Regions from separate parts of the Homo sapiens genome. Here region 1 is linked to region 2. Evidence: read pairs that join two places in POLR2A ChIA-PET (ENCODE). Cell type or tissue: GM12878. All regions are shown on one strand. Links, peaks and the distances in the headings refer to the core of each region. The heading gives the core; the rest is flanking DNA.

Evidence for each region. Peaks named below come from ENCODE experiments on the same cell type or tissue, not always from the same donor. Only the 100,000 strongest peaks of a DNase experiment are listed, where the experiment ranks them.
Region 1: POLR2A ChIA-PET joins it to region 2 with 5 read pairs; 1 of 35 experiments calls an interaction of 5 or more read pairs at or near these places.

What each region holds. Positions count from the first base shown.
Region 1 is chr6:69,816,944-69,821,346 of GRCh38, reverse strand. No RefSeq gene overlaps it. Among named protein-coding and RNA genes, the nearest start is that of LMBRD1, 22 kb to the right of the region's middle. In GM12878, for the core only: no CTCF peak of the experiment used is centred there; no DNase peak of the experiment used is centred there; H3K27ac peaks cover 186 bases.
Region 2 is chr6:70,129,664-70,134,066 of GRCh38, reverse strand. COL19A1 (collagen type XIX alpha 1 chain) reads right to left here. Exons shown (of 51, transcript NM_001858.6): 18 at 3,844-3,885. Among named protein-coding and RNA genes, the nearest start is that of COL9A1, 170 kb to the left of the region's middle. In GM12878, for the core only: no CTCF peak of the experiment used is centred there; DNase peaks (open chromatin) are centred at 2,346 and 2,964; H3K27ac peaks cover 933 bases.

The sequences.
Region 1 (4,403 bases), core at 80-4,079, 310 kb after region 2:
CTATTGACTTCATTTTACATGATTCCTCTGTAAAGAGAGTATCTCCAAATGAGGTCACTTTCCTGAGATAGTGAGGATTAAGACTTCAACTTATACATTTTGAGGAGACATAATTCAACCCATAACAAGGGAGAACTAGCATTTCCAAACAATACAATATCCCATAAAGCCAGTGAGATACTGGCTGATATGAATAGATAGACCTATGCAACAGAAAAGTAAGTACAGAAATAGACCCAAGCACATAAGCAAATTTGCTTAAAATTCAAATTCAAACCCACATCAATAATTAGGAGTCCATAGTAAAAGACTATGCTATTAAGAAGTAGTAAGTGCTCTTACTTTAGCAAAAAATTGGGTTGTCCAAAAGATTGAAATGTAGAATAATAATATATCATGGATCTATCATGTATTATTAAGGAAAACCAAGATATTTGGTGTGGAGCACTAACCTTTGGGGATTATAATCACAGAGACAAATATCATTGTGCCATGCTCTGAAGTTTAATAATGGGATAGATGGACATAGCTCCTAACAAAAGGCAATGACTAAAATGCCTTGGAATTTGGAATTTGGCGACTTCCAGTCTGTCCTTTATGGCCACTGGACAAAGCAGGGAAGTCAGGCAAGTGTGCCTGGGAGAAAGCATATGGTTGTGAGAATTTTTTAAAATGTCAGCTGGGGCACCCCCAGAAAAGGCAAACAGAGCAGATGGGCATATGGCAGTAGAGGAGGGAGCACTGGGAAATGGGCAACAAGGCTGCTGGCTGGCCTGGGCCCAGGACATGTGGGAGTGACAAGCTGGATAACACACCAAAGCAAGAAAGATAACATTCCCTGTTACAAACAGGTTCATACTGAAAAGACTAAAGCAGAAGAGATTGTAGGGAAAAGAAAAAATAAAATATATATATAAAGAGACAAAAATTGTTCAAAGAAATATATCTGAACTGCTCCACAACATTGGGGTACACTGTAGTTGTGTCTCTTTTAATGTTAAAATGAATTATGAAATCTCCAATGTGGTCTATTATCAAGAATTTTAGTATCACCAACCATCCAATAACCTCAAGGGCATACTCATTCTGAAAGCATCAGTATGCTTCTAGCCACAGAGAGCCAGGGCTAGAGAGCGAGTACAGTACACAACTCCATTGCTTACTGCTATTGCTAAGTGTTGTCATGAGAGACTGGTTTGATGGAGCTTCAGAGTCCTGTCCATTGCTGCAGGGCAACTCTTGCTGGTTCAGGGCCATGCACAAAATCATAATGGTGCCCCATGTTGGGAGGCAAGGTGGTCTTTCTTTTAAATTAACTTTCCCTTGCTCAGTTCTTATTATCTAAAGCCTAACCACTGTGGCAGAGTCAGGAGGCACCTTCCAGATCAAGTCAGAATAAATCCTCACATAAAACTTGAGGACCAACCTAGGCATATTTATTTGTATAGGGACGTACTTTTCCCCAAATGACTTAATTTAAAAGGTTTCTTGCTTTCCTTGAACCATGAGGCCTAATTAAAATCACTGTGATGGTCCACATAGCTGAATTTCCCAAATTTGTATCTCAGGGAACAAGGTTTAGGGACTGATTCATTTTTTCTAGGAGAAGGCCTTGGATTCTCCTCCCCAGTAACCACCTTTGGTGTACCAAGACCTTTGGTGAGGAGTTGAGGGGCAAAGAAGAGGCTGAAGAGTGGGGATAGCATTGGTCCAATGAGTCTATTTTCCCTGCTTTTATGTAAGTGAGAGAGACCCTGAATGATTCTTCATAGAAAAAATAGCTATTTGAGAGAAACTTTCTGTCTTGCATTTCTGAGTTAGCAGAAGGAGCAGTCACTTCTCTTATTAAAATATGTGTGTGTGTGTGTATGTGTGTCATGTATTTGCCATATTAAGCACCCTATTTTATGCAAATGAAGCACTGTAAATAGGGATGATTAAAGACTAGTGCATGTGTTTGTAGTTTTTTAGAGTGGCTGTTTCATTCATTCATTTGACGAAAAGTTACGGATAATTTCCTGTGTCTCTACACTGAAGATGTGGATAACATGCATAACCCCAGGCCTAGAGGCTAAAGTCGTAGAAATCGATAAGTTAAATGGACCATTTTAACACAACACATAAATTCATATGCTAGCTAATGAGTACAGTGTTGTGCAATTATTAAAAAGGTTATATTAATTAGGTCTCTTTTATTGTTGCAAAGACAGAAGTTCCTTGAGAATATCTTAACTCATGTGGAGCTTATTAAAAGGCTCCATGTGGAAAGCAGAAAAACAGAAATCATGCTCATTCATCTTGGGGAGTCAGGAAATTTCCCCAAACCAGGCCCCCCGCAAAAAAAAAAAAAAAAAAAAAAGAATCTCCTTCTGTAGGGCTGGTTTCATGGACTTCAGAATGTAGAAAGTCATTCAGGAGCCAATCAATTCTATCAATTCTTACACTAAATATACTTTTTCATCCTTTCTCTTATTTGCTACTTTGATTAAATATCCACTTACCTCCTTCTTTTGGATTCAGAGCTTGCATTTCTCCCTTTCTCATTTTTGATTACTCACAACCTCTGCCTTCTTAGTTCGATTGCCAGATATTTGCTATTACCTTCTTTCTGTACACCTTTCTCCTTCTCTGTTTACTAACTGGCCAACTACTTCTCTCCCTCTTTTTTCAAAATTCAGAACTTCATGAATTTGCATTCAGTTTATACTCATTGTCATTTTGGGCAAAACTCTTGGGCCTGACCCCCTTGTTTCCTACTTTGCAGTCTACAGACTGGCTGTTCTCCTCTTCCCCAATTTTATCATCTGGCCAAGAAACCAGAATCATACCAGGTATAACATGGCCACTAATGTGTTCCACTAGTCCCTGCAACAAAGGGTTATGAGCAGGGTTCAAAGGGCCTGCGGACATGAGAGGCAGTTGGCAACTATGTCTGCCCAAACAAAGATGAATGTCAATATTTATAATGACTTATAACAACATTCAAACTACCAATCACAAAATTTTGTTGGCAATATAACACCTATGTGTACAGAGGTTGTCAAGATAAGTTATAATGTGATGCCCAGACACTTTTAGGCTTCTATCTTGTAGATTACAAACCCTCAGCTTTCTGAAGCACAGGTGAGTGGTTTCATGTGAGTGGCTTTGTGTGAGTCCTAGTGTTATAATTTTTGGTTATTCAGGTATTTTCTTCTAGAGTCTGATTTTATATGTACATAACACATTAAAAATATGTAAATAATTATTTTGGGAGCCTATAAAATATTTTAGCATAACTATTACAATAGACTAAATCAATAGTAATAATTTTAGTGCTAAAATTTCAAGAAGCATTTTATAATTATCTTATTTAGTAAAGCAAAACAACAATAGTTGAGAATTCTCTAAGTCAATTTTTTATTCTGCATTTTTATTTTCACAAAAATTTTACAAAATTAATACGAGCCTATATTAAATCATCTGGTTCATTTGAAGTACCTGATAACTGAGTACTATCTTGCAGTTTATATTTTCTGTCTCTTTTGCATGGAGTAAGTGTAAGGTAACAAACTGAATGTGTGAAAGTAGTTCCTTGGTTGGAACAAAAAAATGTCATGGTAGAATTGATGGATCCTGTGACATATGATAATACAGGCTTACTAACCTCACAAGAATCTCTTTAGTTAGCCAATGTTATACAGTATTCACATTGTGAACAAATGGTTTTAAGAATACTGTCATGTACATCCCATTTTGTAATTAATATTTCATTAGCAGAAAATATGCAATGACAAATAGTTCTATTTCCAGTTCCAGCAATAATTAGATTACATACCCATTTAATACATATTTCAATAGTGCCAGTACTCATATTATCTCCAAGTAAAAACAAACATTTATACAATTATCAAATGACTCCACTATAAAACTGGCACTCCAGGATTGCTCACTGGCAGAGATTTAGTTAAGCATAAGGCCTGATTATACTTAATTTGCAAACAAAGACTTGAAGTTATTAATACCATTTTGTACCATATACTTATGGGAATAGACATTTTCTACATTTGCATTATTGAAATCAAAATGTCAAAAGAGATTAATTATAAAACCAGACATGAGTCTGCATCTTTCTACTATTAAACTCAGGACTGAATGATTTTTTTTCAGCCAAATGCCACTATGCATCACATTAAAATAATGTTATTAACATGATTTTATCTTCTTTTTAAGTTTCACTTGAATTTTTATTTGTTGTAAAGTTGTATAAGGCCTATAAAATTAAGGCATTCATCCATTGTTTTACATTTTTACTTATTTAAATAGCATCATGAAAATAAGTTGTCATTAGATTGCCCCAAAATGTTTTCCCATTTAAAAAGGACTAATTTATGTATTGCTCAAGTTAGAGAAACAATGGCTAA
Region 2 (4,403 bases), core at 212-4,211:
AGAAAGCTGAGAAGGAGTCTAGCAATTGCTTGTAAAAATCAAATCTGCCAATATCAAAGGGGAAGGGGAGGACAATGTACATGGTGAAATAAAAGTAAGTATATTCATAGCTGCTCTACAGGTAAACAGGGGCAGGACAAAAAAGGGGTTGCAGTCCATCTTTCCACATAGTCGTTGGATGACATTGGGCTGGAAGGAAATCTTAGAGACCTCTTTCCTCATAAAATTCTGCAAGCAAAAGCATTTTCTACCTGAACCTTAGACACATATGGGTTTGTATTTTTTATTTAAATTGAATGTTCAGTGATTTATCACTGTAGAGATGAGTTGAAACACAAGTGATGAAGTTACTTTGCATTAGGAAAGACTCTCCTTCAGTTTGACACTTTCGATGCTATTAGCTTGGTGCTGTAGTGACTCCACCTTTTCCCTGACAGTCTTCCTCACAAGACACCTGCTATTTTCTCAGGAGGGCTAAGATATTCTGATATTTTGTTCTACTGTCTCTATAAAGCAGCAGTTCTCCTCAAGTAACTTGCAAGTACATTATCCCTTCACCACATCCTGTCAGTCTCAGTCAAGCCACAGAGCAGGGATCGTTCATTTCCACACTGGTAGACTGGTCATGTGGATGGTCTCCATGGCCATTTACTGCAAGTCGTGGTTCTCCCTGTATCGTAGTGTTCTTGATACAGGATGTGGCTGCTAAACCAGGGGTGACTGGTGTGTATATTCCAGTGCTATTTGTGCTTGTCCTGGTGCTTCATTGTAGTGTCGGGTTCCAAAGGGTTGGCTCTTTTAGTAATTCTATTTTGCTGGTCAGTGCATTGAGAAGTAGCATATTATAAAGGAATGGTGAATCACTTATGTGTTTAATTATTCTTCTGGTTAAATATTTTATTCTACAGCACAAACTGAGTCCCTTCTTTGTCAAAATTATGGTGGGAGATACAAAGATGAGCAAGACCAGGTGCTAAGAATGAGAACAACAATTAATCCTCAAAAGTGCTAAATGAGACCTCATGAGAGGAAGGAAAGATTGAGATGGGTGAATAGAAAAGAACAAATCTTTAGTGAGGGCTTTATATGTGTTTTAGTTATTGCGCTTTTGAGTAACTTCCTCTTATTTAATTTTAATCCTTCTATCAACTCTTTGTGTAGATACAATTCTGCCCATGGTGTGAATGAGGAAATGCATGCTTAGAGAAATGAAGTGGCCTTCCCAAGGTGACCTAGCTGTTAATGCCACAATCAACTTTTTGTCCCAAAGCTCATGCTCTTCCTATTACTCAGTGGTTCTTAGCCCTGGTTGTGTATTAGAGTCATCTGAAACACTTCTAAATAGAGATAAGACCCCTACCCTAAATCGGAGTCTCTGTGGATGGAGCCTGAGTGTGGGTATTTTGTCAAAGCTTTCCACGTGATTCCAATGTGCAGCCAGGATTCAGAAGCACTGGGGTTCGCCACAGGTGCAACAGAGATCTCTGAGAACAGCTTGATGGAGCTTTAAATTTTCACTGTGGTGACTTACATTACATTAAATTACATTATAATTTTAAAAACTAATGTATTGATTCAGAAGAGATACTAAGTAGACTTACATAGGTAGAGTTGATTTCACCCTTCCAGCAACTGCTATGCTCATGTTTGTGTTTGGTTGGTTGTTTTGAGACAAGGTCTTGCTCTGTTGCTCAGGTTGGGGTGCAGTGGTGTGATTATAGCTGACTGCAGCCTCTACCTCCTGGCTCCAAGTGATCCTCTTGCCTCAGCCTCCCTGGGAAGCTGGGACCACAGGTGTTTGCCAGCATGCCCAGCTAATATTTTTAATTTTTGTAGGGATGGGGTATCACTATATTGTCCAGGCCGGTCTAAATTCTGGGCTCAAAGGTTCTTCCTGCCTTGGCCTCCCAAAGTGCTGTGATTACAGGTGCGAGCTACCACCTGTAATTTTTGTTTATTTTATGCATTGTTTATTGGCAATTTCCTGTTAATCACGCTTTTTAAAAGTTTTTTTATGTGTCTCTTTATATCATGTACTGCATCAAGTTCCCTGTAGACTTTTCTGTGTTATTTATTTGAGTGAGAGGAGGGAACAGTTATGCCACTGGCTTTTCCTAATTCTACTTAAGATTCTGAAGCAATTAGAAAAGATTTTGAGCAATAGAAAAGGTCCTTAGAGTTTGAAACACACCTGTTTTACAGAATCAAATTTCTCATCAGTGAGGTCTTAAGAATGTCTAAGTAACATATGTTTCCTAATGAACACAGCAAAACAGAACCCAGCTGTTTTGTTTCAAGAAATGAATCATCATTTAAATACTTTAAAAGTCACAACACTCTTCTTTGCTCAGCTGTCCTATGTGACAAGCTTTGTGGCTTTCTTTTCCTTTTTTTTCCCCTTAGCCTGCATATGTCCAGAAGTCATTGCTTAAAATGTAATGCGTTGGTTATGGTGGCGTATGGTTTCTGTTAGCTATTAGGTTACAGGAAATAATGTTAATGTACTAGCAATAAAATCTAACTCACACAAATGACTTATCATTGCTGTATAATCAATTTTTGGATGTCTTTTTCAGAATGTCAAGCCTTTATTTATTTATTTAGCAGAAAATTTCATTTTCAATCATCAATCTGTAAGAAGCTCCTAGTTTCTGGTGAGACTATCTTTTAGCAGTAACTTCTGGTGATGGGTGTACGACTTTTTGAATGGATTGGTTGCACTGATTTATAAGACACAGAAGTCATATTTTCTTGGATTCATGTCAAAATCCCCTGCCCTCAATCTAGAGAATTTTTACAGGTGAATGAATGAAAGTAGCACTCACAGGCCACATTCCCTCAGAGTATTTTCAAACTACTCATCTCTGCCTGTAGATTTAATGTGCATTTTTTTTCTGACAATGGCACATTCACATGGAATCCAAGGTCATTACAATTTCAGAATCAAACAGGAGTGAAACATCTTATTGAATGGGGAAGTGAATCTGTCATCTTTACAGCTATGATAATTAAACCTGCAAATGACAAGGGGAATGCAACGGAAATTTATCAGTGTCTTAGTTTTAAAACTATTTTGAAATAATTATTTGGTTAAACCACTACTGGACAGTATAAAACCCCACCAAAAATGGCTGCCAGGGCAGCTTATGTTTTGGTAATTAGGAAGACACAAAATAGTGAGCCTGGGCTTGAGGCATTTTGCCAAAGGGGTCTTCAGATTGTTTTTGCCACCTACACGGATTCACATTTAATTACAAAACAAGTCTTGTGTCCTGATTTCATTTATCTTATTACAGTAATTTCCCCTTGATATGTTCTCTTTCTTATAGCCAACTGCTACTCAGCAGTCCTTGCTGGACCCTGAAGCAGATTCGAATCCTACTGCCTGGTCAGGAGGCAGGCGGAGGCCCCTGCCCACTGCAGGCTGGACACCCTCCCAGAGATGCAACCCAACTGCTGCCAGGGGGCTGCCCCCTACGTGGGAATGTGTAAGTCCGTATAAAATACTGGGCCCTTCTATTCACTTTGAAAATCTGATTACTGCCGGGTGCAGTGGCTCAAGCCTGTAATCCCATAACTTTGGGAGGCTGAGGCAGGTGGATCACCTGAGGTCAGGAGTCCAAGACCAACCTGGCCAACATGGTGAAACTCTGTCTCTACTAAAAATACAATAATTAGCCGGGAGAGGTGGCACATGCCTGTAATCCCAGCTACTTGGGAGGCTGAGGCAGGAGAATCACTTGAACCTGGGAGGTGGAGGTTATAGTGAGCCAAGATTGTGCCACTGCACTCCAGCCTGGGCAACAGAGCAAGACTCCATCTAAAAAAAAAAAATCTGATTACCTTGTCTCCTTTCAGGCCTCCAGCTTCATGTTCATCATTTCCCTAGGGGTGAAAAACAATTTAAAATACAAAAGAAAAATCCGCTAATTTTTAACACATTCAATCTGTAACAGTATAAGCAGTCAGATAATAGTTCTGTAACCGCTTTTTATGGATACTAGGTCATTTGTGCAGACATCTTTGTCTCTCTCGCCTGTTGTTAAATATTCCTGTTAAATATTCTTCTAAATAATTCCAGCTTTGGACACCCCATGCATCTTCTTTGTGACTTCTTAAGGAGATTGCTTCTGGAGAAACATCACACCTCTGGGGATAAATACTCACTACTCCAAATCCACATCTGGCCACTTCAACTGGCCTCTCCATGTATCTGAGCATCTCTGATCTGCTCTCCCTATTCTCAAGTCTTCTTTATTGTTCTCAGACCACTACATTAGACTCTACAGTCCTTGGGCAAGTGACCTTGCCTGTAACTACACTGAAAAAAATGCAAGTTCTCAGGCACCACTTATTTTATTTTATTTTTTTCCTTTTTGTGGAGAATGGTGTCTCAGTATATT